Linked DNA regions of Homo sapiens: region 2 is linked to region 1. Evidence: read pairs that join two places in POLR2A ChIA-PET (ENCODE). Cell type or tissue: OCI-LY7. All regions are shown on one strand. Links, peaks and the distances in the headings refer to the core of each region. The heading gives the core; the rest is flanking DNA.

Region 1 (15,152 bases), core at 3,231-11,230:
AATTCCTCAATTTGATAAAGTACATTTACAGCAGACTTATAGTGAACATTATTCTTATTGTCAGAGGCATTTAAACCAGAGTGACTCCATCTTGTATAAGGGCTGTTTAAATAAAAAAAGGCTGAGACCTACTAGGCTGCATTCCTAGTAAGTCTGGTATTCTAAGTTACAGGATAAGATAGGTCAGCCCAAGATACAGGTCATAAAGACCTTGGTGATAAGACAGCATGCAGTGCAGAAGCCGGCCAAATCCCATCAAAACCAAGATGGGGATAAAAGCTACCTCTGGTCATCCTCACTGCTCATTACATGCTAATTATAATGTATTAGCATGCTAAAGACACTCCCACCAGCACCATGACAGTTTACAGATGCCATGGCAATGCCAGGAAGTTACCCTATATGGTCTAAAACAAGAAGGAACCCCCAGTTCTAAGAATTGCCCACCCCTTTCCTGGAAAACTGATGAATAATCCACCCCTTGTTTAGCATATAATCAAGAAACAGCTATAAAAATGGACAACAGCAGCCGTTGGGGGCTGTTCTCCCTGTGGAGTAGCCATTCTTTTATTCCTTTATTTTCTTTCTTTCTTTTTTCTTTTCTTTTTTTTTTTTTTTTTTTTTGGAAAGGAGTCTCGCTCTGTCGCCCGGGCTGGAGTGCAGTGGCGCGATCTCGGCTCACTGCAACCTCCGCCTCCCAGGTTCAAGGGATTCTCCTGCCTCAGCCTCCCGAGTAGCTGGGACTACAGGTGCCTGTCACCACGTCCGGCTAATTTTTTTGTATTCTTAGTAGAGACGGGGTTTCACCATGTTAGCCAGGATGGTCTCGATCTCCTGACCTCATGATCCACCTGCCTCGGTCTCCCAAAGTGCTGGGATTACAGGCGTGAGCCCCCGCGCCCGGCCTCCTTTATTTTCTTAATAACCTTGCTTTCACTTTATGAACTTCCCGAATTCTTTTTTTCGGGGGGAGATGGAGTTTTGCTCTTGTCACCCAGGTTGGAGGGCAATGGTGTGATCTCGGCTCACTGCAACCTCCGCCTTCCCGGGTTCAAGCGATTCTCCGGCCTCAGCCTCCCAAGTAGTGGGGATTACAGGCATGCACCACCATGACCGGATGACTTTTGTATTATTAGTAGAGATGGGGTTTCACCATGTTGATTAGGCTGGTCTCGAACTCCTGACTTCAGGTGATCCACCCACCTCAGCCTCTCAAAGTGCTGGGATTACAGGCCTCCAAATTCTTTCTTGCTCGAGATTCAAGAATCCTTTCTTGGAATCTGGAATGGGACCTCTTTCCAGTAACATTATGGTGAAAAAGCCTCCTTAAGCTTTGGAAGATGACAAGGATATCACCCTCACCATTTGTATTTCACGGAGTACTGGAGGTGAGAAAAGGAAGCTAAAGGCACAAGACAGGAAAAGCAGAAGTAAGACAGTCATTATTAGCAGAGAAAAATGATCCTGTATGTAGAAAAATCTTGAGTAATCTTAAACAACAAAACAGACTGGGCACAGTAGCTCATGCCTGTAATCCCAGCACTTTGGGAGGCTGAGGCAGGAGGATCACTTGAGCCCAGGAGTTTCTTTTCTTTTTTCTTTTTCTTTCTTTCTTTTTTTTATTTATTTATTTTTTTTGAGACGCAGTCTCTCTCTGTCGCCCAGGCTGGAGTGCAGTGGCGCCATCTCTGCTCACCGCAAGCTCCAACTCCCCGGGTTCACGCCATTCTCCTGCCTCAGCCTCCGGAGTAGCTGGGACTACAGGCGCCCGCCACCACGCCCGGCCAATTTTGTTTTTGCATTTTTAGTAGAGACGGGTATTCTGGTAACCAGGCAGGAGAATGGCGTGAACCCGGGAGGCGGAGCTTGCAGTGAGCCAAGATCGCGCCACTGCACTCCAGCCTGGGCGACAGAGCGAGACTCCGTCTCAAAAAATAAATAAATAAATAAATAAATAAATAAAATAAAGCTACAGTAATCAAGATGAATGTTATTGGCATACAGATAGGCATATAGACCAGTGGAACAGAACTGAGAATGCAGAAACAGACCTTACGTTTCTGGCCTGTTGATTTTTTTCTCTTGATAGTTTAATATACTTTTTATTGGCCGGGCACGGTGGCTCACGCCTGTAATCCCAGCACTTTGGGAGGCCGAGACGGGTGGATCATGAGGTCAGGAGTTCGAGACCAGCCTAACCAACATGGTGAAACCCCGTCTCTACTAAAAATACAAAAATTAGCCGGGCGTGGTGGTGTGCGCCTGTGATCTCAGCTACTTGGGAGGCTGAGGCGGGAGCATTGCTTGAACCCGGGAGGCGGAGGTTGCAGTGAGCCAAGATCGTGTCATTGCAGCCTGGGGCACAGAGTGAGACTTTGCAGGACTACGCGGCCCGGAACTGACGGGGTCTGCCCTGGTTTATTTTTTTATCTTTCTTTAAAGTAAAGAGTGCAGAAGGCTTCCCCTCCTCTCACGCCGCCTCCCCAAAGAGGGCCAATGTGGGTGACTTTCTGACTTTCTGAGTGGCCCCCAAAGCAAATTCCGAGGCCTGCGCGTCGCGAATCTTCTCTGCTGGGGCGCTGGTGGAGCCGTTTCCCAGCTGGTGCCTCTGGCCCGCGAATCCTGCTGGAAGGCGGTGGTTCTGCGATGCCCTGTGGATTCGCCCCAACGCCTTGTTGGCCCGGGAACCCTGGGGATGTTTTATAAGGAAGGAAAAGATGCAGGTGAACCCCCGGAGGAAGGTAGCGTGGCCGAGCGGTCTAAGGCGCTGGATTAAGGCTCCAGTCTCTTCGGAGGCGTGGGTTCGAATCCCACCGCTGCCAGCTTGTTGTGGTTTGCCCATTTTGTCCCCCAGTTCCTTGGAACTCTCCCTGGGCCGCACCCTTGCTCGGGATCTGGATTCCATTTGGCAGCGCGCAGCTGTCCAGTGGACGGGCTTTGTGCGAAGTTCGTCGGCGCTGGTGTCCACAGCAAGTGAAGTGGGTTCAGTTCGTCCCAGGTTCCAATGGTTGAGGCGGAAAGGCAAAGGTATAAATACCCTTGATAGCCTTTTTTCCTTAACCAGGTGGAGATAGCGGTGGAGTGTTGTAGGCAAGTCCTCAGTGTAACAAATCTGAGATAATGAGGTAAAAAGCAGAAGGAGGTGTTTCCGCCCGGTTTCGAACCGGGGACCTTTCGCGTGTGAGGCGAACGTGATAACCACTACACTACGGAAACCTGCATGGGATACCTGTGCCATCACAATGAGCCACCACACAGGGCGGTATTTTATTTCTCATCATAATTCAGAGCTTCCTCCATGCGTCCCTTTGAGCTTTGTTAATGAGCATGAACACACAAAAAAAGCACGTTTCAGCACCTGGAAGGCTGAGGCGGGAGGACGGCTGGAGCCCGGGAGGTCCACACTGCACTGAGCTATGATTGCAGCACTGCACTCCAGCCTGGGCGACAGAGCAAGATCTTGTCTCGAAAGAGAGAAAAGAAAGAAACAAGAAAAGGAAGTTTTCATGTGCAATGTGGTGGCATAAGTGGACACGGGAGTCTTGAGAGAGGATGTGGCAGCAACAGTAGGCACGGGGGTTGAACAGCAGGGGCGCGCTGGCACCATTTTCAAAGAGAAGAGACATTTAGAAGAAGCTGCTTGGGGAATATGAGGACACGCGTTCGTGAGTAGAGCTGAAGTTCGTGGGTCTGGAGAAATTGGAGTGGAATGAAAGAGGAAGTAGCCTAAAACACCATTGTTATTGTTCCATTGTTTGGTAGAACTCTAGATTTTCCTAGCAGCCACTGCTGTCGGACATTTAGGGTAATTTCCTCCCACCAACAATGTGCAAGCGTTATGAAGGCTACACCCTTGGCAACATTTGGCACTTTTCATTGATTATTACTTTTTTAACTTCTAGCCATTTATGGGTATGTAGTATTCCTTATGGTTTAAGTTTGCATTCAGCTGATGAGAAAAGATGGGCACTCTTTCATGGGTTTATGGCTCATGTGTTTATCTTACTGTGTGAAGTGTCTCTTTAAATATCTTGTCCGTTAAAAACGAGCAAAGAAAAAAACACATAAACAAACAGAAAACCCCAAGAAACAAAAAACAAAGAACTGGTCTGGCGTGGTGGCTCACACCTGTAATTCCAGAACTCTGGGAGGGCGAGGTGTGCGAATTGTTTGAGCTCATGAGTTGAGACCAGTCTGGGCAACACTGGGACATCATCTCTACAGAACATTCAAAAATTAGCTGGGAGTGGTGGCGTTCACCTGCGGTTTCTGTAGGTACTCGGGAGGCTGAGGTGAGAGTATTGATTGAGCCTGAGAGATGGAGGCTGCAGTGAGCAGAGATCTCGGTGCTGCACTCCAGTCTGGGTAACAGAGCAAGACCCTGTTCCAAGAAAAAAAAAAAAAAAAAAGACTCTCCTATGTCTTTTTTAATTCTGGAAACTCCTAAATTTCAGCTTGTCTGTTTAAGTGTAAATTCTGTTTCATATAATTTTTCTGTTATGGTATGAGTTTGGAATTAAGGTTAATTTCTTTCCCCTATGGATATCCAGCTGCTCCTGAACCCATTTGTTGCAAAGACGCTATTTCCACATTGAATTGCTTTGGTGCCTTTGGTGAAAATCAAATAACTGCATATATGTGGGCCCAAATTCTTTTTGTTCATTTTTTGCTTTTTAATTAAACATTTCAAATAGGCCAGGCATGGTGGCTCACCCCTGCAATCCTAGCGTTTTGGTAGGCTGAGGCAGGAGGATTGTTTGAGGCCAGGAGTTGGAAACCAGCCAGTGCAACATAGCAAGACCACGTCTCTACAAAAAAAAAAAAAAAAAAAAAAAGTTTGCTGGGCATCAAGGCTGCAGTGAGCTGTAATCACACCAGGGCACTGCTACTGGATGCTACTGGATGACAGAGTGAATCCCTGTCTCCAAATAAATAAACAAATAAGTAAATTAATACATCTTTGCATTAGATGAATATGCCGTTTTGTTTATCCATTCATCAAAGAATGAACATTTATGTTGTTTCCAATTTTTTTTTTTTTTTTTTGAGAGAGATTCTCACTCTTGTCACTCAGGCTGGAGTACAGAGGTGCCATCATAGCTCACTACAATCTCCACCTCCTTGGTTCAAGTGATCCTTCCACCTCAGCCTCACAAGCAGCTGGGACCATAGGTGCACACCACCACACCTGGCTAATTTTTGTATTTTTTGTAGAGACTTGGTCCCTATGTTGCCCAGGCTGGTCTGGAACTCCTGGCCTCAAGCAGTCCACCCACCTTGGCCTCCCAAAGTGTTGGGATTGCAGGCATGGGACACCTTGCCTAGCCTTTGTTTCCACTTTTTCGCTATAATGAAAAATGATACCATATATATTTTGTGTACATTTTTTATGTGAACCAAGGTTTTCAACTCACTTTTATATATACCTAGGAGTGGAATTGATGGATTGTATAGTAACCCTATGTTTAACTTTTTGGTATAGAAAGTGAAACTTGAAACTAGCAATTCCACTACCACCATTTATTTATATGACATTTCCAGAAAAGGCAGATGAAAACAGAGAGAAAGCAGATCACTTCTTCTGTACCACTGAGGCCGAGAGCCAGGACTGGCTGCAGATGGGCATGTCGGAAATCTTTGTGGTAACGGAACTGTTTTAAGACTGGATTGTGGTGATGGTTGCAGAATCCTATGCGGTGACTAAAAATCATTGAGCTGTAAACTTACAGTGAGTGGACTTTATTGTATTGAACTGTGCCCCAATAAAGCTGTTATGGAATGCTAAACCATAAAAACAGACCCCCAAACACAGCAGCGAGGCAGTTAGTGTTCCCCAGGGATCAGCTGAGTGACCGTTGCAGTGTGCAAAATGATTCCTGTGGCCCAGAGCATAATTAATGTTTACAGAATGCTTTAATGCAGCCTTGGAGAGCAGGTAACTTGCACCTTGAAACTTGAAGTTCTTGCTTAGTGTTGCTTGTAATTAAGCTAAAGTAGTTGTATAAATAATCAAGATGTGAGTAAATTTACGGAGATGCCAAGTAAATGAAGATGAGCGACCACCGCGAGACTGAAGCTGGGAGGGACGTGATGGAAGTCATCCAATCCAAAACTGCCGGAATGGAGACCTTGCCAATGGATGGGTTTAAAAAACGAAAAGTGCATGTTACAGAAACGAAATGAGGATCCGTCATAGGATCGTTTACGGCCAACACTCAACACCGGCACGTCCACCCAGTAATGTGCGTCTGCAGGAGGGGCCAGTGTGTGCTGCTGTGTTTTGTGTGTCATGTGCAAAGTCCTGGTCCTTGAGGAGATGGGGGCACTGGCTTTTATTTTCCACAGCTGTCTTTTTAAATCTAGGAGAGAAAAGCTGCTGTCGGCGAGCGCTCGGGGCCGCAGGAGGGTCGCGGTGTTGAGTGTGCTGGGCCTCTGCAGGGGCCGCCTGGGCGGGTCAGCTCCTGCGCTGGCTGTCAAGGTGCGAGTTACACAACCCCGGGAGGGGCGGTTCCTCGTCTGTAGAATGGGGTGAGAGCAGCGCCTTTCTTACGGGCGGGTGACCAGGGTCAGAGCAATTAACACCCGCACTAGCACTGGGTACGACTGAAGAAACACTCACGGAATCTACAGCTGTGCCAAGGCAGCTCAGTTCCAGGCCCAGGGGACACAGCACGAAGGAAACAAAACGCACGGATCCTGCTCCCCAGAGGGGAAGGGTGGGGGTGAGGAACAAGGGAAGACCGAGGCCACACAGGCGGACAACGGTGGACGGCACTGCGCGATGGAGCGGGGCCTCCGCCCAGGGAGATGTGGAAGAGGCGGCGCGAGGGCGCACGGGGCTGCAGGGGAAAGGCGGGTGCGGGGCCTGCAGGGGCCGAGCAGGAGGCTGGGGGAGGATTCATTGGAACTCGCCTTGGGCCCCACGCTTGCTCGGGATCTGGATTCCCTTGGCAGCGCGCAGCCGTCCAGTGGACGGGCTTCGTGCGAAGTTCGTCGGCGCCGCTGTCCAGGGCAAGTGAGGTGGGTTCAGTTCTTCCCAGGTGCCTCAGCCGTTGAGGAAAGGCCACGGTATAAATACCCTTGATGGCCTTTTCTCCGTAACCAGGTGGAGATAGTGGTGGGGTGTTCCAGGCTAGTTTTCTTGTAATAAATTTGAAGTAATGAGATGAAAAGCATAAGAGTCTGTTTCCGCCCGGTTTCGAACCGGGGACCTTTCGCGTGTTAGGCGAACGTGATAACCACTACACTACGGAAACTTGCACGCGTTTTCTGGCCCACCACAATGAGCCACCACACAAGGCCGCATTTTATTTCTCATGGTAATTCTGAGCTTCCTCCATGCGTCCCTTCGAGCTTGGCTAATGGGCATGAGCACACAAGAAAAGGACGTTTCAGCACTTGGAAGGCTGAGATGGATGGACGGCTAGATTATCCAAGCAGCCACTGCTGTTGGACATGTAGGTTATTTTCCTCCCATCAACCATGTGAAAGCGTTATGAGGCTACCTCCTTGGCCGCATTTGGTACTTTTCACCTATTACGATGATTATTTTTTAACTTCTAGCCATTCTTCTGGGTATGTAGTATTTCCTCATGGTTTAAGTTTGCATTTAGCTAATGAGGAAAGACGATAAGCACTTTTTCATATGTATGACTCATTTTTTAAATCTTCCCTTGTGAGGTGTCTCTTAAATATCTCTTCCATTAAAAGCAAAGAAACAAAAAACAAACAACCAAAAAATCCCCAAAAACCAAAAACGAGGAACTGCCCTCGCGTGCCAATTTAGAATCTGGCATCTTAAAAAAAAGAAAGAAAGAAAGAGAAAAAACCACGCCAGGCACGGTAGCTCCCGCCTGTAATCCCAGCACAGTGGAAGGCGGAGGTGGGTACATTGCTTGAGCTCAGGAGTTTGAGACTAGCCTGGGCAATGTGGCAAAACCCCAGGTCTATTTAAAAAAAAAGAAGAAGAAAGAAAGAAAAAGGAAAACATAAAACCTAAAGCAAACCAATTTTTCATTTTGAAACAATTATAGTTTCACAGAAAGTGGCAAAGAAAACTAAAGGGAGGTCTCAGGCACTGGTCTTTCCCAGTGATGACGTCTTACATAATTGTAGCACGGTAACAAAACCAGGAAAACGGCATTGGTACAATCCACAGAGCTTACTGGGACCCCTCCAGTTATACATGGATTCGTGTGTGTGTGTGTGCGTGTATGTTTCTCTACACAGCAATTTTATCACGTGTAGCTCCCTGTGACTATCACCGCAATCAGGATACAGAACTGTTCCATTATCACAGCCAGCACCACACTCTTAGAGCCACACACACCCCTACAGCGTCCCTTGTCCTCCAGTTCCTAACTCCTGACAGCCACGAATCTGTTTAATGTCTCTAAAAATTTGTTATGTCAAGAATGTTATACAAATGTAATAATACAGCCCGTGGCCTCTAGCAACTGGCTTTTTTCATTTAGCATAATTCCCTTGAGATCCACTCTAATTGTATCAATACAGTAATTCATTTATTTTTATTGATGAGTAGCATTTCAAGCTATAAATATTCCACAGTTTGTTTAATCATCCACCAGGTGAAAGTCTGCATTGTTTTCAGTTTGGCTATTATATTGCTTTTCTCTGAGATAAATGGTTGAATGCAATTGCTAGGTCATATGCTCAGTGCATTTTTAGTTTCTGAAGAAATGACCAATCTATTTTCAGAGTGGCTGTGTCTTTTCACATTTCTACGAGCCTTCTATGAGATTTGGTTTCTTTGCGCTCTTGCTGGCATTGATGTTATCTCATTTTTTTGAGACACCGGCAGGGGGCAGTAGAGGTGGGGAGTAGGGGGACTGCCCGGGCAGGGGTAAGGGGAGGGTCGCACTGTGCTTCCCAGGCTGCTCTTGAACTCCCGGGCTCAAGTGATCCTCCCGCCTCAGCTTCTGGGATGGCTGAGATCACAGCTTGCACAACTACGCCTGGCTGTTTTTTAATTTTAGCCGTTCCAATAGGTGTATAGTGATAGCTCCCTTTCGTCTTAATTTGCATTTCCTGAATGGCTAGTGCTGTTGGACACCTTATGTACTTATTTGGTACCTTCATTTCCCTTTCTATATAATGTCTCCTCATGTTTTTGCCCATTTTCTAAATGGATTTTTTTCTCTTTTTAGAAATTGTAATAAAATATACACAACATAAATTGCCATTTCAACAGTTTGAAATGTACATGTCAATAGCATTAAGTACATTCACATTCTTATGTAATCATCACCACTAGCCTCAATGTTTTAATCATCCCATATAGAAACAGTATAGTCATTAAACAACAACTCCCTGTTCCTTCCTCACCCAGCCCCAGTAACTCCTGCTCTTCTATCCCTGTGAATCTGACCACACTATTCCTCATAAGTGGAATCACACCATATTTGCTGTTTTGTGTCTGGCTTACTTCAGTCTGTGTAAGATTAAAGGTTCATCCATGTTGTAGCATATGTCCGGACTTCATTCCTTTTTAAGGCTGAGTCATAGCCCATCATGTGTATACACTACATTTTCTTTATCCACTCAATTATTCGATGGACATTTTGGTTGTTTTCACCTTTTGGCTGTTGTGAATAATGCTGCTATGAACACTGCTGTACAAATATCTTTTCCACTCCCTGCTTTTAATTCTTTTGTGTTTATACCCAGAAGTAGAATTTCTGGATCATATGGTAATTCTGTTTAAAGTTTTGAGGGACCGTAAAACTATTTTCTACAGTGGCTGTATCATTTTACAATCCTGTCATTAACTCACAAGGGTTCCAATTCGTTCACGTTCTCACCAACATTTGGTTATTTCCTGTTTTTCTGAAAATAGCCATGTTAATGACTGTGAGGTGGTATCTTCTTGTGGTTTTGATTTGCATTTCCCTGATGATTAATGATGCTGAGCATCTTTCCATGTGCTTATCCCCATTTCTATATCTTCTTTGAAGAACTGTCTATTCTACTCTTTTGTCCTCTATTTTATTGTTTGTTTGTTTGTTTTGAGATGGAGTCTCGCTTTGTGACCCAGGCTGGAGTTCAGCGGTGCAATCTCGGGTCATTGCAACCTCCGCCTCCCGGGTTCAAGCAATTCTCCTGCCTCAGCCTCCCGGGTAGCTGGGACTACAGGCACGTGCCACCACGACCAGCTAATTTCTGTACTTTTAGTAGAGACAGGGTTTCACCATATTGGCCAGGCTGGTCTCGAACTCCTGGCCTCAAGTGATCCACCCACTTTGGCCTCCCAAAATGCTGGGATTACAGGCGTCAGCCACAGTGCATATTTTAATTGGGTTATTTATTTTTTGTTGTTGAGTTGTGGGAGTTTTTCACATATTCTAGATATTCATCAGTTATCAGTCACGTAATTTGCTAGCAGTTTCTCCCATTATGTGGGTTGCCTTTTTGCTCCGTTAATAGTATGCTTTCATGTACCAGTTGGTTGAATGTTTTTTGTTTTTTGGGGTTTTTTTGAGATGAAATCTCAAAGTGAGCTGCCCACCTAGGCCTCCCAAAGTGCTGGGATGACAGGCGTGAGCCACCGCGCCTGGCCTGTTGAGTGTTTAGTCACGAGAGGGTGTTGAATTTTGTCCAATACTTTTTCCGCGTCAATTGCATTTATCGTGTTCTTTCCTTCTTTCACTCTTTTAATATGTAGGATTTTTTCTCAGTGCTGAGTTTTGATTATTCTTTATATAGCCCAGCTACAAGTCCTTTGTCAAATATGTCCTTTGCAAATATTTTCTTTTCAAGTAGTTTTTGTTTTGTGTTGTTTTTGTGTTTTGAGACATAGTCTCACTCCGTCGCCCAGGCTGGAGTGCAGTGGTGCCGTCTCAGCTCACTGCAACCTACACCACCCGCGTTCAAGCAATTCTCCTGCCTCAGCCTCCCAAATGGCTGGGATTACAAGCCTGCACCACCACACCCGGCTAATTTTTGTATATTTAGTAGAGACCGGGTTTCGCCATGTTGGTCAGGCTGGTCTGGAACTCCTGACCTCAAGGGATCTGCCCACCTCAGCCTCCCAAAGTGCTGGGATTACAAGCGTCAGCCACGCACCATGCTTCAAGTAGTTTTTGATAAAAGTGCAAAAGCAATACAATGGAGAAAGGATCGTGTTTTCAACAAACAGTGCTGGAGCAGCCATAGGCCAAACTAATGAACCTTAGCCAAGCCTCACAGCTGAGACAAAAATGAACCCAAAGGAGATCATGGGCTTTAATGTCAGATTTAAAACTATACAACTTCAAAAAGACATAGGAGAAAATCTAGACCTAGAGCTGGGTGAAGAGTTCTTTGACTTGACACCAAACAGGAAAAAAAAAAAGGTGAGTTGGACCTCACCACAAACAAACACTTCTCTGTGAAGACTCTGTCAGGATTAGAAGATGTTTTTGAAGTAAAACAAAAGATCTGGAGAATCATGGGTACTTTTGCAAGAGCAATGCTCTTTAGCCGTACACCTGAAAATTCTGGTGTCAGAGCTTAACCAACCTCTACTCAGGAACACAGTTCACAGCAAAAAAAAAAAAAAAAAAAAAAAAAAAAAAAAAAAAAAAAGGGAATGGATGTACAGGGTTTCTCTCTGCTCTTTTTTTGAGACGGAGTCTCGCTCTGTCGCCCAGGCTGGAGTGCAGTGGCGGGATCTCAGCTCACTGCAAGCTCCGCCTCCCGGGTTCATGCCATTATCCTGCCTCAGCCTCCCGAGTAGCTGGGACTACAGGCGCCGCCACCTCGCCCGGCTAATTTTTTGTATTTTTAGTAGAGACGGGGTTTCACCATGTTAGCCAGGATGGTCTCGATCTCCTGACCTCGTGATCCGCCCGCCTCGGCCTCCCAAAGTGCTGGGATTACAGGCGTGAGCCACCGCTCTTGGCCGGCCCTGGTTTGTTTATCTTTCTTTAAAGTGAGAGGGTAGAAGGCTTCCCCAGCACTCACGCCGGCTCCCCAAAGAGGGCCGATGTGGGTGACTTTGAGTGACCCCCCAAAGCAGATCCCGAGGCCTGCGCTTCTCGAATCTTCTCCGCCAGGGCGCTGGTGGAGCCGTTTCCCAGCCGGTGCCTCTGGCCCAGAGAATCGTACTGCAAGGCGGTGGTTCTGCAATGCCCTGTGGATTCGCCCCAACGCCTTGTTGGCCCGGGGACCCTAGCGATGTTGTATAAAGAAAGGAAATATGTAAGTATACGGCCAGGAGAAAGATAGCAAGGCCGAGCGGTCTAAGGCTCCGGATTAAGGCGCCGGTGTCTTCGGAGGCATGGGTTCGAATTCCACCTCTGCCAACTTGTTGTGATTTCTCCATTTTGTCCCCCCATGGGTTGCAAAAGGAGGATTCATTGGAACTCGCCTTGGGCCCCACGCATGCTCGGGATCTGGATTCCACTTGGCAGCGCGCAGCCGTCCAGCGGACGGGCTTTGTGCGAAGTTCGTCGGCGCCGCTGTCCAGGGCAAGTGAGGTGGGTTCAGTTCTTCCCAGGTGCCTCAACCGTTGAGGAAAGGCAACGGTATAAATACCCTTGATGGCCTTTTCTCCGTAACCAGGTGGAGATAGTGGTGGGGTGTTCCAGGCTAGTTTTCTTGTAATAAATTTGAAGTAATGAGATGAAAAGCATAAGATTCTGTTTCCGCCCGGTTTCGAACCGGGGACCTTTCGCGTGTTAGGCGAACGTGATAACCACTACACTACGGAAACTTGCACGCGTTTTCTGACCCACCACAATGAGCCACCACACAAGGCCGCATTTTATTTCTCATGGTAATTCTGAGCTTCCTCCATGCGTCCCTTCGAGCTTGGCTAATGGGCATGAGCACACAAGAAAAGGACGTTTCAGCACTTGGAAGGCTGAGATGGATGGACGGCTGGAGCCCAGGAGGTCGAGGCTGCAGTAAGCTATGATTGCGCCACTGCACTCCAGCCTGGAAGACAGAGCAAGACTCAGTCTCGAAAGAGAGAAAAGAAAGAAAAAGGGAGAGAGAGAGAGAGAAGCAAGAAAAGGAAGTTTTCATGCCTGATGTGGTGGCATAAGCGGGCATGGGAGTCCTGACAGAAGGTGTGGTGGCGACCTCAGAGAGACGTGAGGCAGTCGAGCTGTCTGGGGTTGACAGTGGGCCTGGGGGTTGAACAGCAGGGGCGCGCTGGCAGCGTTTTCTAAGAGAAGAGACTTTCAGAAGAAGCTGCTTGGGGAATATGAGGCCATGCGTTCGTGAGTGGAGCTGGAGCTTGTGTGCCTGGAGAAACTGGAGTGGAATGAAAGAGGAAGTAGCCCACAACACCATTTTTATTGTTCCATTGTTTGGTAGAGCTCTAGATTATCCAAGCAGCCACTGCTGTTGGACATTTAGGTTATTTTCCTCCCATCAACCATGTGAAAGCGTTATGAGGCTACCTCCTTGGCAGCATTTGGTACTTTTCACCTATTACGATGATTATTTTTTAACTTCTAGCCATTCTTCTGGGTATGTAGTATTTCCTCATGGTTTAAGTTTGCATTTAGCTGATGAGGAAAGACGATAAGCACTTTTTCATGTGTATGACTCATTTTTTTAATCTTCCTTTGTGAGGTGTCTCTTAAATATCTCTTCCATTAAAAACAAAGAAACAGAAAACAAACATCCAAAAAATCCCCCAAAACAAAAAACAGAGGAACTGGCCTCGCCTGGTGGCTGACACCTGTAATTCCATCACTTTGGGAGGCCGAGGCAGATGGGTTATTTGAACCGATGAGTTCAAGGCCAGTCTGGGCAACATATTGGGACATCATCTCTACAGAAAATCCCAAAATTAGCCAGGAGTGGTGGCACACACCTGAAGTTTCTGTAGCTACTCGGGAGGCTAAGGTGGGAGTATGGGTTGAGCCTGGGAGTTTGAGGCTGGAGTAAGCAGAGACGTCACTGCTGCACTGCTGCCAGGACAACAGAGCAAGACCCTGTTCCAAACACACACACACACACACACACACACACACACACACACACACCCCAAACATGTGTCCGCACATGGTCTTTCGTCTGTGCACATGTACCCGTGATGGCCCTGTGTGTCCACATTTCCTCCTCTTATAAGGACACCTGTCAGATTGGATTGGGGTCCACCCTAGTGACCTCATTTTAGTGTGACCACCTCTTTAAAAGCCCTATGTCCAATACAGTCACATTCTGAGGGAAAGAGGGTTGGAGTGCTAAGATGGATTTTGAGGGAAACGTAATTCCACCACAGTAAGACCTTTCAGGCCTGAGATCTCCAGGTGAACAGAACGGCAGGGTCCAAACTGCAAAGGGAGGCTACGGGGGGTTTCAAAAGTGTCACCTTTAGGCTAGAGGTGGGAGGAAGTGATCTTCTGGGGCTGCTTGGCTGGTTGTTCCAATGCGTCCAGGAGGAGAAACCGGGTTGGCGCTGCCTTTGCCGCTTTGGAAGGCCATTCGGATTCATTTCCAGTGTTACACATTTCTGGAAGTGATGCATACCCAGGCCCTGGGCACAGTTTGGGGACCCACTCTGTGACCACAGGCCAGCCACTCCCATCTCTGAGCCTGTTTTCACATCAACAAGATGAGAGGGTGAATGAGATGATCTCTAAGGTTCCTGCTGGCTCTAAACTCTCAGCTTTCCTGTCACTGAGTTTCGCCCTGTTTCTAAGATTTCTGCTGAATATCCTGCCCTTCAGCAGAGTGAGTGAAAGCCAAGATAAAGAGCCAGTTTTCTGGGATGTCCTTCTTACAGGTGGAGAAGGTGGCCCATGTGACAGAGATGGGGCACTCACCCCCAAACGCCTCCCAGCATCCCCCCTGGCATAGCTCTTCTTCCTACCTCTTTGACCCCCTAGAGCCTTGGGCCTGGGGCACAGCAGGAGCTCACAGCTGTCTGTCATGAGAGTCATTCCACCGCTGGCTCAGCTGCTCTGGGCTGGGGCAAAGCTGGCCACTGTCTCAGAAGGACCCACATGGTGTCCCAGAAGACAGGGAGGGCCTTGGGAAGACTGGGCCCTGCTTACTCGTCTCAGGACAGAGTCTGGGTAAGTTGGCCAGAAAAGCCATTGTCATCATTTGAGCTGCCCCAAAGATAAGAGCTCAAGGAGCAAAAGTGCAGATTGGTATAAACTGTCACAGTGTCCTGGAGGGGGCCTCTGAGGTCA
Region 2 (15,152 bases), core at 4,238-12,237, 51 kb after region 1:
TGCCAACGTCATGGTGAACAGAAACATGCTTTCATTCTGGTGGATCTCACAGACGGGGACGGTCCAAATACGGGAGCCTGTGGGTGTCAGATGGCACCAGTGCCGTGGAGAAACGGCAGCAGGAAGGGGCCTGGGAGAACGAGACATTCAGCGTTTTCATCCGGCTTCCACGGAACACCTCTCTGTGAAGACTGGCATTTGAGGAAAGACAGGAAGCAGGGAGGGAGGGGGACCTGGGGAAGAGCATTCCACCGAGGAAAACCAGCAAAGGATGGAGGTGCGGGCACCAGGCCCAGGAGACCCCCGGAAGCTCTGCGAGCAAGGGAGGGGCCCGAGGGGACCTCAGAGGGACGTGCGGGGTGTGTGTGTATTTCCGTGTGTCCATGTGTCTGGGTGTGTAACTGTGTCTATGTGTGTCTGTGTATATGTCTGTATTTGTGTATGACTCTGTGTGTGTGTGTGTATGTCTCTGTGTTTCTGTATATGGATGTATGTGTGCTTATGTGTTTCTGTGCGTGTCTGTGCATATCTTTCCATGTCTGTATGTCTCTGGGTGTGTATCTGTGTGTGTGTCTTTGTTTATATGGCTGTGTGTGTGACTCCGTGTATCTATGTGTTTCTGCATGTGTATTTTCATGTGTATATGTGTGTGTCTGTGTATTTCCATGTGTCTGTGTGTGTGTCTATATGTCTGTCTGTGTGTGTGTCTATGTGTGTATTAGTGTCTGTCTGTGTGTCTCTGTGTGTGTGTGTGTGTGTGTGTGTGTGTGTGTGTGTGGTGTGTGATGTAGGGCTTTGCTTGCCACTGTAAGAACTGGGCTTTATTTGGAGTAATTTGGGATGTCATTGACCTACTTTCACTAGGAAAGTTACACAAATGCTTTACATCTTAGCAGACTCTCTGCAAATGCTGTGACAATAGACTCAAGAGTTCAAGGATAGAAGCTGGGAGACCAGGGAAGAGGCTACAATAACCCATCAGAAAAAGGAGGGTGGCTGGGACCAGGGTAGTTTTGGTGGAGGTGGGAAAAGCGAATTAGATTCTGAGAAACACTGAGGGTATGGGCCAAGGGGCTTTTCTGATGGTTTGGACCTAGGGAATTAAAGAAATAGAGAAGTTGAAAATGGTCCCAGGATTTTTGACCTGAACAAAGTAAAGACTAAAGAACATCTCACGTTGCCATGATCTTTCCTTTTTTTTCTTTTTTTAATTGAAATGGAGTTTCGCTCTTGTTGCCCAGGCTGGAGTGCAATGGCACAATCTCGGCTCACTGCAACCTCCACCTCCTGGGTTCAAGCGATTCTCCTGCCTCAGCCTCCCGAGTAGCTGGGATTACAGTCATGCGCCACCACGCCTGGCTAATTTTGTACTTTTAGTAGAGACAGGGTTTCTCCATGTTGGTCAGGCTGGTCTTGAACTCCCAACCTCAGGTGATCCACCCGCCTCAGCATCCCAGAGTGCTGGGATTACAGGCGTGAGCCACCGCGCCCAGCTTGATCTTTCCTTTTTGTAACACATGTAATGATCTCTCAGGCATGAAATAGACCAAGGCATGTTAGAGACAGTTGACCAAATCCATGTGACCCCAGCTAAGAGGCAGTGCCATGTGGAAAGCCTGGGCTTTGCTGGCCAAAAGAGAATTGTCCAACAGTCCTGGGTCTCATGAAATGATCCTATGTCCACTCTCTGGGTATGGATATGCACAAATACAGATGTGTAGTCCAATTCCAGAGCTGGCAGAGGTCCTGTCACCTGTGTCACAGGAATACGAGTGTCCTCCTGCATCTCTCAGAGCATACGCTGTTGAACTGAAGAATTTGGAGCACAATAGAGACATGTCACTCAATCTTATAATTTCTCTTATGTTCTCAGGTGACAGTGAACAACTAAGCCATGGGAAGATGGGTGAACCAGTCCTACACAGATGGCTTCTTCCTCTTGGGCATCTTTTCCCACAGCCAGACTGACCTTGTCCTCTTCTCTGCAGTTATGGTGGTCTTCACAGTGGCCCTCTGTGGGAATGTCCTCCTCATCTTCCTCATCTACCTGGACGCTGGACTTCACACCCCCATGTACTTCTTCCTCAGCCAGCTCTCCCTCATGGACCTCATGTTGGTCTGTAACATTGTGCCAAAGATGGCAGCCAACTTCCTGTCTGGCAGGAAGTCCATCTCCTTTGTGGGCTGTGGCATACAAATTGGCTTTTTTGTCTCTCTTGTGGGATCTGAGGGGCTCTTGCTGGGACTCATGGCTTATGACCGCTACGTGGCCGTTAGCCACCCACTTCACTATCCCATCCTCATGAATCAGAGGGTCTGTCTCCAGATTACTGGGAGCTCCTGGGCCTTTGGGATAATAGATGGAGTGATTCAGATGGTGGCAGCCATGGGCTTACCTTACTGTGGCTCAAGGAGCGTGGATCACTTTTTCTGTGAGGTACAAGCTTTATTGAAGCTGGCCTGTGCAGACACTTCCCTTTTTGACACCCTCCTCTTTGCTTGCTGTGTCTTCATGCTTCTCCTTCCCTTCTCCATCATCATGGCCTCCTATGCTTGCATCCTAGGGGCTGTGCTCCGAATACGCTCTGCTCAGGCCTGGAAAAAAGCCCTGGCCACCTGCTCCTCCCACCTAACAGCTGTCACCCTCTTCTATGGGGCAGCCATGTTCATGTACCTGAGGCCTAGGCGCTACCGGGCCCCTAGCCATGACAAGGTGGCCTCTATCTTCTACACAGTCCTTACTCCCATGCTGAACCCCCTCATTTACAGCTTGAGGAATGGGGAGGTGATGGGGGCACTGAGGAAGGGGCTGGACCGCTGCAGGATTGGCAGCCAGCACTGAACCCCAGAGTCTGGTGCCTGCTGTGCCCCTTCTTGCCTGTGTCACATTGGGAAGTCACTCAACCTTTGTGAGTGTCTGTTTCCATTCACCTGTTGATGGTCATTGGATGGTTTATAGGTTTTGGCCATCATGAGAAAAGCCATTATGAACATTTCTGTACCAAAAAAAAAGGAAAAAAAGATAATCAGGACACTCGTGCTCTGAGGGATTTTGTAAAGATCACAATGTGTCAATCTAAAGCTCCATGAAGAAGCAACGGCTGCTATTATTGTCATTGTTGATTGTTTATGACATCCTTGGACTAAATTTACTCTATTTTTTATTTTCTTTATTTTATTTTTTGTGTTTTTCTGCCCTTTAGTGCTATATTTCTTAATTCTTCTTGGTAATAGCTGTCTTTTATTGGATGCTTACTAAGTTCTAGGTTCCTGTTCCTTTTCTATTCTTTCTAAATTATTTAATTGATGACTTAGACTAACAAATGTGGATATCTTAAGTGGAAACTTTCTAAATGGCAGAAATTGAGTCCCTATAACTCTTTTTGGACAGTTCTTTGCCTTTTTCTATGTTCAATTAGAGGCTTTATAAAACCTCCTTTAAGTAATAAAAATAAATCCCTGCAGTTTAGTAGTTATCCTCGTGGGGGGAATATCTTGTTTTTTTGTGTGTGTTATGAAAGGAGGATATCTTGGGCCCCCAAAATCACGAGGATAAAGGGAAAAGTCAAGGTGGGAACTGCTCAGGGCAAACCTGCCTCCCATTCTTTCAAAGTCAGCCCTCTGCTCACTGAGATCGATGCAGCTTCTGATTGACTCCTTTGGAATGTCTCATCGGAAACTCAAAAGACTGCAACCATTTGTCTCTCACCTACCTGTGACCTGGAAGCCCCCTCCCTGCTTCGAGCTGTCCCCGCCTTTCTGGATGGAACCAGTGTATTTCTTACATACATTGATTGATGTCTCATGTCTCCCTAAAATGTATAAAACCAAGCGTGCCCTGACCACCTTGGGCACGTGTCGTCAGGACCTCCGGAGGGCCGCGTCACGGGTGCACGTCCTCAACCTTGACAAAATAAACTTTCTAAATTAACTGATATCTGTCTCAAAGGTTGGGGGTTCACAGTGTATTACCAGTACCAGACCCTGTGCCTTATAAGTAGCAGTTGCTCAATAAAACATTATTGAATGAATGCAAGAAGAGAGCATCAAGTGAGGTAATATAAATGGAAGCATTTTAAAAGCACTGTTCACATGTCAAGTTTGCTGTGGCAGCTGTGATTCATTTTAGCACTTCAAGTTCTTTAACGGTTTAAAACTGTATCTCTCTTGGAGCATGAAGACTGGAAAAGAAATAAGGAGATAAACTGAGCCATTATTTTGAAACTTATATATCAGTCAGGGTCCATTTAGGAACAAAATCACGTCAGTTATTTTAAGAGAAAGTTTAACATAAAGAATTGCTGGCCAGGCACGGTGGCTCACACCTGTAATGCCAGCCCTTTGAGAGGCTGAGGCAGAGGGATCACTTGAGGCCAGGAGTACAAGACCAGCCTGGTCCTAGCTACTGCAGTCCGAGCTACTCGGGAGGCTAAGGAGGGAGGACGGCTTGAGCCCAGGAGTTCAAGGCTACAGTAAGAGAACTGCACCACTGACTGCACTCTAGCCTGGGTGACAGAGCGAGACCCCGTGTCTAAAAAAACACAAAAATTAAACAAAATTGCTAACCAGATGTTGGAGAACTGAATGGCCAAAACAAGAACACTAGGGATCCTTGGAGCTCAAACATCTGGGGGCAGGCAGTGACCATGGCATCCCGAGCTCAGCAGAGGCCCTGGAGAAGCATCTCCCTGACCTTGGAGGGCTGCCTGGCCCTGCCTTGTGGTACCCCCGGAGCACGGGGGCCGGCGGGGGAGAAGAAGCGGCCTCCAAAGCTGGGCCCAGGCTTCCGAGGAGCAGCTGCTGTGTGGTTGCTCCTGACACTCTAGGTGTTCAGAGAGGGCCTCAGGTCCCGGCTGCTGACGCTTGGGGGCCAGTCGGCTGCTGCGTGTTTTTCTAAGGGCAGGATGAGACGAGTGCGGAAGTGTGAAAGTAAAATCTGCAGCATGGAGCCAACTTCCAGGATGAAGAAACATTGCTGGGACGATTTTGACAGGAAAAAACAGGAAGTCATGAGGATTGGTTTCTTTCCGCTCCTGCTGGCTGACAGCCTCCTTCTAGTGTCCTCCTGGCGGAGACTGATGGGCCCCGACAGCAAATCAGCCCTAGCAACACAATTCAGATGACAGGAGTGTGGGCTGCAGGCTGAGGCAACTGCTTAAAAGCGGGTGCAGGTCCCTCCTGTGGCCATTCAGTGTCCACACAGCATTTCACTCACAGCTGAACTTCCACTAAACAGCAGGGACATTTTGCTTTTCCTAAGAATGTGTCCGCGTCCACACACGCTGCCCTTTGGCAGCCGTGGCACCGCCTGTGGGCACTGTCATCCCTCATGTACAGTCACGGTCTTGACTGAACGGTGGGCACTGTCATCCCTCATGTACAGTCACGATCTTGACTGAACGGTAGCCTCCACCACCAGGGGTATGTAAAGCAATAAGAGGAGGGGGAGAGGACAAATTAGCTTCCACACAGGGACACACGCACACACACCCCAACATGGCAATTGATCATGAAGACATCATTGGTATTTAGAACCTTCTTCTTCACTTTGGATTCCCTATGTCCTTTGCCCCCGTCTTTCCAGGGTCTTGCTTCTGAACTGACACTGTAAAAGAGTTGGTATCGTAATGAGAACACCTGCTTCCGGGCGATGGACTAACACAGGACCTGTCAGCTCCACAGACATAAGCCCATCACTGCCCTTCTTCTGCTAGAAAACAAGTTCCTTGATCAGAAGAGATGCTGTGCAGAACACTCTGGGGTATCTGAGGCATTCTGCACATAGATGGCGGTGCTGTCAGATGTGCGTGGGCAGGGAAGGCAAATTCAAATCTAGAAAAGGTGTCTATCGCAGTGAGGTCAAATTGCTATGCCGTTCATGACAAAAGGGATCCAATATAAAAGCCTGCTTCTAGGAGGCTAGTAGCAAAAGGAAAGGTGCCATGTTGGGGCCCAGAATGAGTTTCTGCTGATGGAAGGTTGGCCACTCAGTGGTAGTGGTAACCAGGTCAGCTTGGTGAGGACCCATCCGTGTTGGTGCACCTGTGGATAACCTCTGTCCCTACAACCGCAACCACTTTGTCCATAGTCCACTGAGCAAGCATCTGAGTTGTTCCACAAAGCATGGTGTTCTATGGCATGTTAAGATGATTAAGATCTCTGTGGATTATATTGCGCAGGAGGAGAAACGATGGAGTCCTGAGGCAAGATTGTTGAGACGCACTGTTGTGGTCCTGGAATGCACACAGCTGCTTTTTGTGGGCCTTACAACTTGTTACAGAGGAAAAATAGTTTTTCATGTCAATAAGTGCATACTAGGGCCAGGGGTGGTGGCTCATGCCTATAAACCCAGCACTTTGGGAGGCCAAAGCAGGTAAATCACTTAAGGTCAGGAGTTCAAGGCCAGCCTGGCCAATATGGTGAAACCCCGTCTCTACTAAAAATACAAAAATTGGCCAGGCGTGGTGGTGGGCGGGCGCCTGTAATCCCAGCTATTCCGGAGGCTGAGGCAGGAGAATTGCTTGAACCCGGGAGGCGGAGGTTGCAGTGAGCAGAGAGTACACCATTGCACTCCAGCCTGGGCATCAGAGAGAGACTGGATCTCAAAAAAAAACAAAAAATCTGAATATTAGGTATAAAAAGCTATGCTGCTTTGTTCCACTAAGGATGAGCACATCTGTAACAGCCACTGTGGTTTGAGTCACCGTCTGATTAACTGCACAATAATGCACAGTAATTTTCCATCTGGGTCATGGGCAATAATTAATTTTAGAATTATTTTTAAATGAATATATACTGTAAGTCTTCTCAACCTTCACCCAAATGCATCTGTGATCATCTACTAGAGCAACCATGCATAGGAGAAGAAAAAATATTCAAAGCTTTTAGGAATTAAAATTATTCTCTATTAACTTTTTCAAAAAAAAAGTCCACCTGGAAAACCTGCTGATCAAACAAGGCCAAGTTTATTCCTTATGCAGTAAAGGTAAACACCACCATGACCACGTTCTGCAGTATTTCAGAAGTGGAAGATCAAGGGTAGATGTGTATGAGTGTTAGGATCTGGATTTGAGAAGTTGGAAGTGGCTTGGTGGGCATCAGATGTGAGGAGTCTTAATGAGAAAACAGTTGTCTGATAAGCAGTATTCTGGTTTTGTGCCACTGCACTCCAGCCTGGGTAACAAAGCGTAACCCTGTCTCAAAAACAGACAAACAAACAAATTACAGGATGAGAAGTGTGAGCCATCCTCCCCGGCTGAAATTTAAAATATTTTAATTTTTACAGATTGGGTCTTTCTTTGTTGCCCAGGCTGGAATGCAGTGGTGCAGTCATAGCTCTCTGCAGCATCAAACTCCTGGGCTCAAGTGATCCTCCCACCTCCGCCTTCCAGGTAGCTGGGATTACAGGCATGAGCCACCATGCCTAGCTTAAAGCAAGTTTTCATATTCACACAGGCAGGAAACACTGACCACCTGATTGGAATGAAGATTTGTCACATGTATGATGCAAAATCTCCCCATAAGTTGAATGAACAACTTGATGGGAAAGGATTTGGTAAGGAAGTTGGAAAAAAAAAAAACTTGCCTGTGAATATTTTAAACCATTATTATAGAAAACTTTAAGCATACACAAAAGGGAAGCAAGTATTACAAAGTCCCATGTCGCCTCACACGCAAAAGGTTCCCGGTTCAAAACCAGGCAGAAACGGCTCCTTCCGCTTTTTCCTTCATTACTTCGCATTTGTGACATTAGGGACTAGAACATCCCACTGCTATCTCCACCTGGTTACAGAGGCGCAAGGAGAAAAAGGCATCTACACCGTTGCCTTCCCACATCAGCCATCAGCACCTTTGAAGAACTGAGCCCACCTCACTTGCTGTGGACACTGCAAGGATGACCTCGGCACAGAGCCCGCCCACTCCACAGCTGCACGCTGCCAGATGGAATCCCAGACCTGCTCTGTGACTGCAGGTGAGCAGGGACCTTAGAGATCATTTAATTCACCCTCTCATTTTGTTGATGTGAAACAGGCTCAGAGATGGGAATGGCTGGCCTGTGGTCACAGAGCAGGTCCCTAAACTGTGCCCTGGACCCACGTTGGCACAGCCTCCAGGCCCATGCAACACTGGAACTGAATCCAAATGGATTTCCAAAGGGCAAAGGCAAAGCTAACCTGGTTGCTTCTCCTGGATTCATTGGAACAACCAGCCAAGCAGCCCCAGAAGATCACTTCCTTCCACCTTTTGCCTAAAGTGGCACAGGATGGTCCCATTTGTGAAACCCTCCAGAGCCTCCCTTTGCCATCTGGACTCTGCCTCGCTGCTCAGCTGGAGTCCTGAGGCCTGAAAGACATTGCTAGCGCTGAAGTGCGTCCCCCTCAAAATTCATATCTTAGAGCTCCAACCACTAGGACCTCAAAATGTGACTGTTTTTGGAGATAGGGTCTTTAAAGAGGTGATTATACAAAAATGAGGTCACTAGGGTGGGCCCAAATCCAATTTGACTGGTGTCCTTATAAGAGGAAATTTGGACAGAGCCATTCTACAGGAGGAACCAGGACCTCCAGGGGTTGTGAAACTCAAACTCTGAGAGCCAACGGAGGAGCTGACCTGCCCAGGCGGCCCCTGCAGAGGGCCAGCACGCTCAACACCACGACCCTCCTGCAGCCCCGCGTGCTCATCAACAGAAGCTTTTCTCTCCTTAGATTATAGAAGACAGCTGTAGAAAATAAAAGCCAGTGCCCCCATCTCCTCAAGGACCAGGACTTTGCACATTACACACAAAACACAGCAGCACACATTGGCCCCTCCTGCAGACTCACACTATTGGGTGGATGCGCCCATGTTGGCCATAAACTGGATCCTATGACGGATCCTCATTTCGTTTCTGTAACATGCACTTTTCGTTTTTTAAACTCATCTGTTGGCAAGGTCTCTATTCCGGCAGTTTTGGATTGGATGACTTCCATCACGCCCCTCCCAGCTTCAGTCTCATGGTGGTTGCTCATCTCCTTCATTTACTTGGCATCTCCTTAAATTTACTCATATGTTTATCATTTATACAATTACTTTAGCTTAATTACAAGCAACACTAGCAAGAACTTCAAGTTTCAAGGTGCAAGTTACCTGCCCGCCAAGGCTGCATTAAAGCCTTATGTGAACATTATTATGCTCTGGGCCACAGGAATCATTTTGCACACTGCAACGGTCACTCAGCTGATCCCTGGGAAACACTAACTGCCTCGCTGCTGTGTTTGGGGGTCTGTTTTTATGGTTTAGCATTCCCTAACAGCTTTATTGGGGCACAGTTCAATACAATAAAATCCACTCATTGTAAGTTTACAGCTCAATGATTTTTAGTCACTGTATACAGTTCTGCAACCATCACCACAATCCACTTTTAAAACAGTTCCTTTGTCAGAAAAATTTCCTGCATCCCCATCTGCAGCCAACCCTGGCTCTCAGCCTCCAACCTAGACAACCAGTGATCTGGTTTCTGTCTGTATTGATCTGCCTTTCCTGTAAATTTCATATAAATTCCATTCATATAAACGATATGAGTGGAATTGCTATGTTGTAAGTTTCACTTTGCTATACCAAAAGGTTAAGCATACGGTTACTATACAACCCATCAACTCCAGTCCTCGGTATATACACAAGAGAATTGAAAACGTGTTTATGTAAAGAATTGTACTCAACTGTTTATGGTATCATTGTTCATGATAGCCAAAAAGTGGAAACAACATAAATGTCCATCAATTGATGAATGGATAAACCAAATGTGTATTGAAGCGGCCTCGTTGTCTGGGATAATACTCGAGGTTCATTGTCTCATGGTGATGGAGATCAAGGATGTGAACACACAAAGAGTGAGATTAAAAGCAGAAGATTTTTGTTTGTTTGTTTTGTTTTGTTTTTGAGATGGAGTCTCACTGTCACCCAGGCTGGAATGCAGTGGTGCCATCTCAGCTCACTGCAACCTCTGCCTCCCGGGTTCAAGCAATTCTCCTGCCTCAGCCTCCCAAGTAACTGGGATTACAGGCGTGTGCCACCACGCCCGGCTAGTTTTTGTATTTTTAGTAGAGATGGAGTTTCATCATGTTGGCCAGGCTGGTCTCGAACTCCTGACCTCCTGCCCACCTCGGCCTCCCAAAGTGCTGGGATTACAAGTGTGAGCCACCACACCTGGCCAAGAGCAGAAGTTTAATAGGTGAAAGAAAGATAACCACTCTGCTACAGAGAGGGGTCTCAGAAAAATGGGCTCCTGGATCCACAGTGAAATGCAGGGGGTGTTACTGATGAGCTGGTGAGGAGGTGGTGTCTGATCTACATCGGGCGAGAAAAACTGGGTGGACCAGGCGTGCCATTTGCATAGGCCACAAATCTCTGGTAGTCCCCATACTAATCTTTTATTACGCAGATGGGTTCTCTGCCTGAGCTGCCCCGTGTTCTCCATTTCTTTTCTTTTCTTTCTCTTTTTTTGCTAGTTTGTGTAATAATTTTACTGCATAAGAAATTACAGAGATTGCATAAATCATTAGGTCAACAGCATGCAGAGAACAACAAAGCAAAACATTGTTTGGATCAAATAAAAAACAGCAGGAACAACTCAATTCTTAAAAATACCATAAATGTGGCTCCATTTGAGAGAAAATTTTGCATTTTCTGGATAGAGTAATTTCTGTAGTTTCATTAAGCAAAAATGGAAAACAGCTTTTCAGTTAAAAACACTCAAAAGCAACTTGCACAGATGTGTTGCCCTCTTCACCCTGGATGTAACAAACATAAAGATGTGAGGCTGCCTGCCCTTGCCTAAAGCATGGCTTGAACTTTCTATTGATAGTAATCGATTATGCATAACCACCTATGTATTGAAATTGTGCAAGTCAGAGCATCCAAAACTACTGCAAGAGTCAATTTCTTCCTGTGGGGAACAGCATGTAGCTGTACTACATGTTAAAATTTCCATTCCTCGTTCGATTATTTGCCCTATTCCAGACATAAAAATACAAATAAATATTTTCTTACAAACGAAGTTCACAGTATATTGCTTTAAAAAAAGAGAGATTAAAAAAACAAGAATCTTAATTTGCTTTTTCATTAAATAAAAATGCTAACATACAGACACATTCAATATTTATACAAATTGTAGGAGTCAGTCTATCCTTTCTTGGTCATAATTGAAGTTTAATAGTGCTGGTCCATACACGACAAGGCTCAGATCCCAAATGTACGTTCAATTCTACTAAAAGTTGCTCAAGATAATTTTTTTCTCTTTTTCTGTTTAATTAAAAAAGACAATTTTGGAATTTTAGAATTACATTTGAGTTGTCTGAAAAAATACAATTTCAATGAAAAAATCATATCAAGCATTCAAGAGTATATTGCTGGTGCTATCATCTTTTTGCGCCGAAAAAAATCAATAAAATCACATGTCTGAGACTTTTAAATGGTTAAATGTAACCACATACTATTAAAGATATGCTCATGCACACACACACTCAGACTCCAAACATGAAGGAAAAAGGATCAGCGTCTTTCTGTTGCATTTGCATTCTCCTTAGTTCCTGATGCCGTGGGGTGAAGCTGCAAGGAGACTTCATAGCGTTTCTTGGCCGAGTCTAGGTGTCCCCAGCGATGATAAAGCACAGCCAAATTACCACGGTAACTTGAAGCATTTGGATTTGCTTTAATTGCCTTGAGGAGTCAGGCTTCCGATTCCTTGTATTTCTGGGATTTCCCCAGCACGTTTGCCAAGGAGAACACGAGAGAGTGATCATCAGGTATTAATTCCAGCGCGTCTCTTCCAACTGCCTCGGCTTGGGCTGCACTACCTGGGTCGTGAGCAGTGTAACCACGTTGTTCCAGGCCAGGCTGCGCGCTGGTTTCAGCTCGGTGCATTTCTCCACGCATTGAAGGCGTCCACCTGGCGATTGAGATCAGCAGACGCCGGAGGCTGTAGTAACGGTCTGGGTATTTCCTTCTGTTTACTCGCCGTCGGGTAACTTTGCTTGGCGGTTTCAAAGCGTTTCAGGCTGCTCCGCGCTATGCCTAGACTCATCCACGCAGCAGCAAAGTCTGGCTGCATTTGAACAGCCAAAGACAGCAGCTCCTCAGCTTCCTGTAGCTCATTCCTTTCTTTTAAGACATTTGCAAGATTATTCACGGCATGAACATACTTGGGATTTAAGCTTACAGCTTCCCGGTGGTATCTGATGGCGCCCGTCTGGTTGCCTTTAGCAGCCAGGTTTCTGCCGATGTTGCAGCGAACCTCAGCACTGAGGGGACACACAGACACAGCGCCTCTGAAAACCGCCCCTCGCTCCGCCACTCGCCGCCGCGCACCGCGCATCTCAGCCTCTCAGCATCTTGCTGAGTAGGATTCCCAGCACCACGGCAGCGATGAGCTTCTTTTTCTCGGTGTGTTTGCGCAGGCTCCGAATCCAAAAAGCAGCATCACACAGCACCCCACGCTCGGGACCACGAAGCCCGCTCGGAAGAACAGGTTACTTGCGGGGAGAAACGGGATAACGAGCAATCCCAGGCGCAGAGTAAGGATCCTTCTCTGGTGGCCGTCTGCAGAGCACAGGGCTTGGCGTATGAGGCCAACTGGGCGGAACCAGAGCGCTGCAAATGCAGTTACCCTCCAGTCGCTGAGGGACTTCATGAGGGGGCTGCAGCCCACTGACCAATCAAAACACAGCCACCAGGGACGCAGCAGCAGCAGCCAGGCATTCAATGAATAGGAGTAATTGTCGTTTATGGCCCTCGCCAGCACGCGGTCAGCAAAGGAGGCCCAGTTGTCCTCCTCGGTGAAGGCCGGCGGGCCCGGGCCTATGATCCTCCAGCGCACGGAGAGCATCCCAGCCCCTCCGGAGGCGAGCAGGGTCATTCTGAAGAGGAGTCCCGGTTCCTGAGCATGCCAAGATTCTCTCATGACTTGTCCTTATGTGGTACCTTCTGGACAATTTCCAGAACATTGAATTTGCCTCTCACCAAGATGTCAAACACCACGTTCCAACCCAGCACGGTGATCCCTTTCTCTTTGCACAGCATGGCCACTGCTCCCAGAAAGATGCTCAGCAGCACCCAGAAGGTGGAAGAACGTGCTGCCTCCTTATTACTGTCTCTAAATGCTTTACAATAGCCACGGAAGGATAGCAAGAAGAACAGCGTGTTGCCCAGGTGGAAGAACGTGCTCCCTCCTTGTTACTGTCTCTAAATGCTTTACAATAGCCACGGAAGGATAGCAAGAAGAACAGCGTGTTGCCCAGGTGGAAGAACGTGCTCCCTCCTTGTTACTCTCTCTAAATGCTTTACAGTAGCCAGGGAAGGATAACAAGAAGAACAGCGTGTTGCCCAGGTGGAAGAACGTGCTCCCTCCTTGTTACTGTCCCTAAATGCTTCACAGTAGCCACGGAAGGATAACAAGAAGAACAGCGTGTTGCCCAGGTGGAAGAACGTGCTCCCTCCTTGTTACTGTCCCTAAATGCTTTACAGTAGCCACGGAAGGATAACAAGAAGAACAGCGTGTTGCCCAGGTGGAAGAACGTGCTCCCTCCTTGTTACTGTCCCTAAATGCTTTACAGTAGCCACGGAAGGATAACAAGAAGAGCAGCGTGTTGCCCAGGTGGAAGAACGTGCTCCCTCCTTGTTACTGTCCCTAAATGCTTTACAGTAGCCACGGAAGGATAACAAGAAGAGCAGCGTGTTGCCCAGGTGGAAGAACGTGCTCCCTCCTTGTTACTGTCTCTAAATGCTTTACAGTAGCCACGGAAGGATAACAAGAAGAACAGCGTGTTGCCCATTTCTTTATTACTGTACATGTGGTAACCAAAAAAGGGAGGATGGAGCCTCCGTGTGGGACATGTCTGGCCCTTTTCTACTGGCACGGCTGCCAGCGTTCCCCTGTGCAGGCTTCCAGCTGGCTTATCTCTATGTTTCAAGCTCTATTTTTCAGGCTGCTTTTTGTTAGAAAAGAAATGATTTTGGAGGCTGCTTTTTGTTAGAAGGGAAATTCTGCCAAGGACTCTTTTGCCCTCACTATCTGCCTAAATAATTTCTTTCTACCTCCCATATCAGTATATTCACACGATGCAATTTTTTTTTTTTTTTTTTTTTTTTTTTTTGAGAGAAGGCTTCACTCTGTTGCCCAGGCTGGAATTCAGTGGTGGACTCACAGCTCACCGCAACCTTAAACTCCTGGGCTCAATGTTCCTCCCACCTCAGCCTCCCAAGTAGCTGGGACCACAAGTGGGAGCCACCATACATGGCAATTTTTAAAATGTTTTCATAGACGCAGTGTTCCCCACCCCCCGACCCGCCACCCAGCAGGCTGAGTGAAACGAGCCTCTCCAGTACCCACCCATGAAGGGGGTCAAAATCAAGGGAACAATCCCGTCTCATCAGCAGGTCTGAGTTTTTTTCCCAGTTCCAAATTAAATCAGCCCCCTTTGCGGGTGAGACTACTGGTTTTCAAGGCCGGCCCAGCCTAGGATATCAGGGCAGGGTGCCAGAATGACAGCAGCTCCAGGCAAGAAGGCTGCAAAGTCCTGCTGTTCTAACTAGAAGTTCTGGCAGCTTTTTATTATGAGTATATGTTTCTCCATTTGATGATTTGCCTTTGGTCAATTTTGAGAGCTCTGAAATGATCGCTCTTGACAATTTTGTCCCATTTTATACTTTTGGGTGTGGGAACAGATTTGCCAGCTTCTGCCCTCTGCCATGCCTAGAGGCCCACACTTCACTATTTTTGAGTGTATAACGTGGATAGACCATGTGCTGTGTACCCACACCCCTAGTGATCACATTTGAATTGTTTCCTTCCAGGTTTCCTATACTATGGTGATGTAAGGAACAACCATACATGTCTTGGAGCATATATATAGATGTTTCTGCCATGAAAGCATAATCTTTGAAACATTAACAACACATATACATACTGTGTATCTCATCAATATGTCATGTACTTATACAGCAAACACACGCAAAGGCGTATAGCTCATTGATGAGGGAATTGTCAGGATGGCGAGTCTGAGTCACGGGGAGTTAGAGAAGTGGGGTTATGCACTCAGGGAGGAAGAAGGATGGATACAAATGCTAAGTTTGATACAAAACAGGTTAATAAATTCCAAGGCAATAAACCTGTAGCT

What was found. Peaks named below come from ENCODE experiments on the same cell type or tissue, not always from the same donor. Only the 100,000 strongest peaks of a DNase experiment are listed, where the experiment ranks them.
Region 2: POLR2A ChIA-PET joins it to region 1 with 9 read pairs; 5 of 35 experiments call an interaction of 5 or more read pairs at or near these places.

Annotation. Positions count from the first base shown.
Region 1 is chr5:181,161,714-181,176,865 of GRCh38, reverse strand. TRV-AAC1-3 (tRNA-Val (anticodon AAC) 1-3) reads right to left here and starts at 7,256; the gene lies at 7,184-7,256. It overlaps TRV-AAC1-2 (tRNA-Val (anticodon AAC) 1-2), which reads right to left and starts at 12,712; the gene lies at 12,640-12,712. TRV-CAC1-4 (tRNA-Val (anticodon CAC) 1-4) reads right to left here and starts at 3,216; the gene lies at 3,144-3,216. TRL-AAG1-3 (tRNA-Leu (anticodon AAG) 1-3) reads left to right here and starts at 2,741; the gene lies at 2,741-2,822. It also overlaps the pseudogene TRL-AAG7-1. RefSeq lists silencers at 3,111-3,190, 8,903-8,992, 13,023-13,317, 14,897-15,152 and enhancers at 3,451-3,590, 5,905-6,634, 6,635-7,365, 15,100-15,152. In OCI-LY7, for the core only: CTCF peaks have their summits at 3,386, 3,587, 8,597 and 8,806 (motif pointing right); DNase peaks (open chromatin) are centred at 3,265, 3,585, 7,227, 8,815 and 2 weaker places; H3K4me3 peaks cover 4,694 bases; H3K27ac peaks cover 3,482 bases.
Region 2 is chr5:181,112,047-181,127,198 of GRCh38, reverse strand. OR2V1 (olfactory receptor family 2 subfamily V member 1) reads left to right here. Exons shown (of 4, transcript NM_001258283.2): 4 at 1,874-4,077. The coding sequence starts at 1,895. The coding sequence ends at 2,842. It also overlaps the pseudogene LOC729707. Among named protein-coding and RNA genes, the nearest start is that of OR2V1, 12 kb to the left of the region's middle. In OCI-LY7, for the core only: no CTCF peak of the experiment used is centred there; no DNase peak of the experiment used is centred there.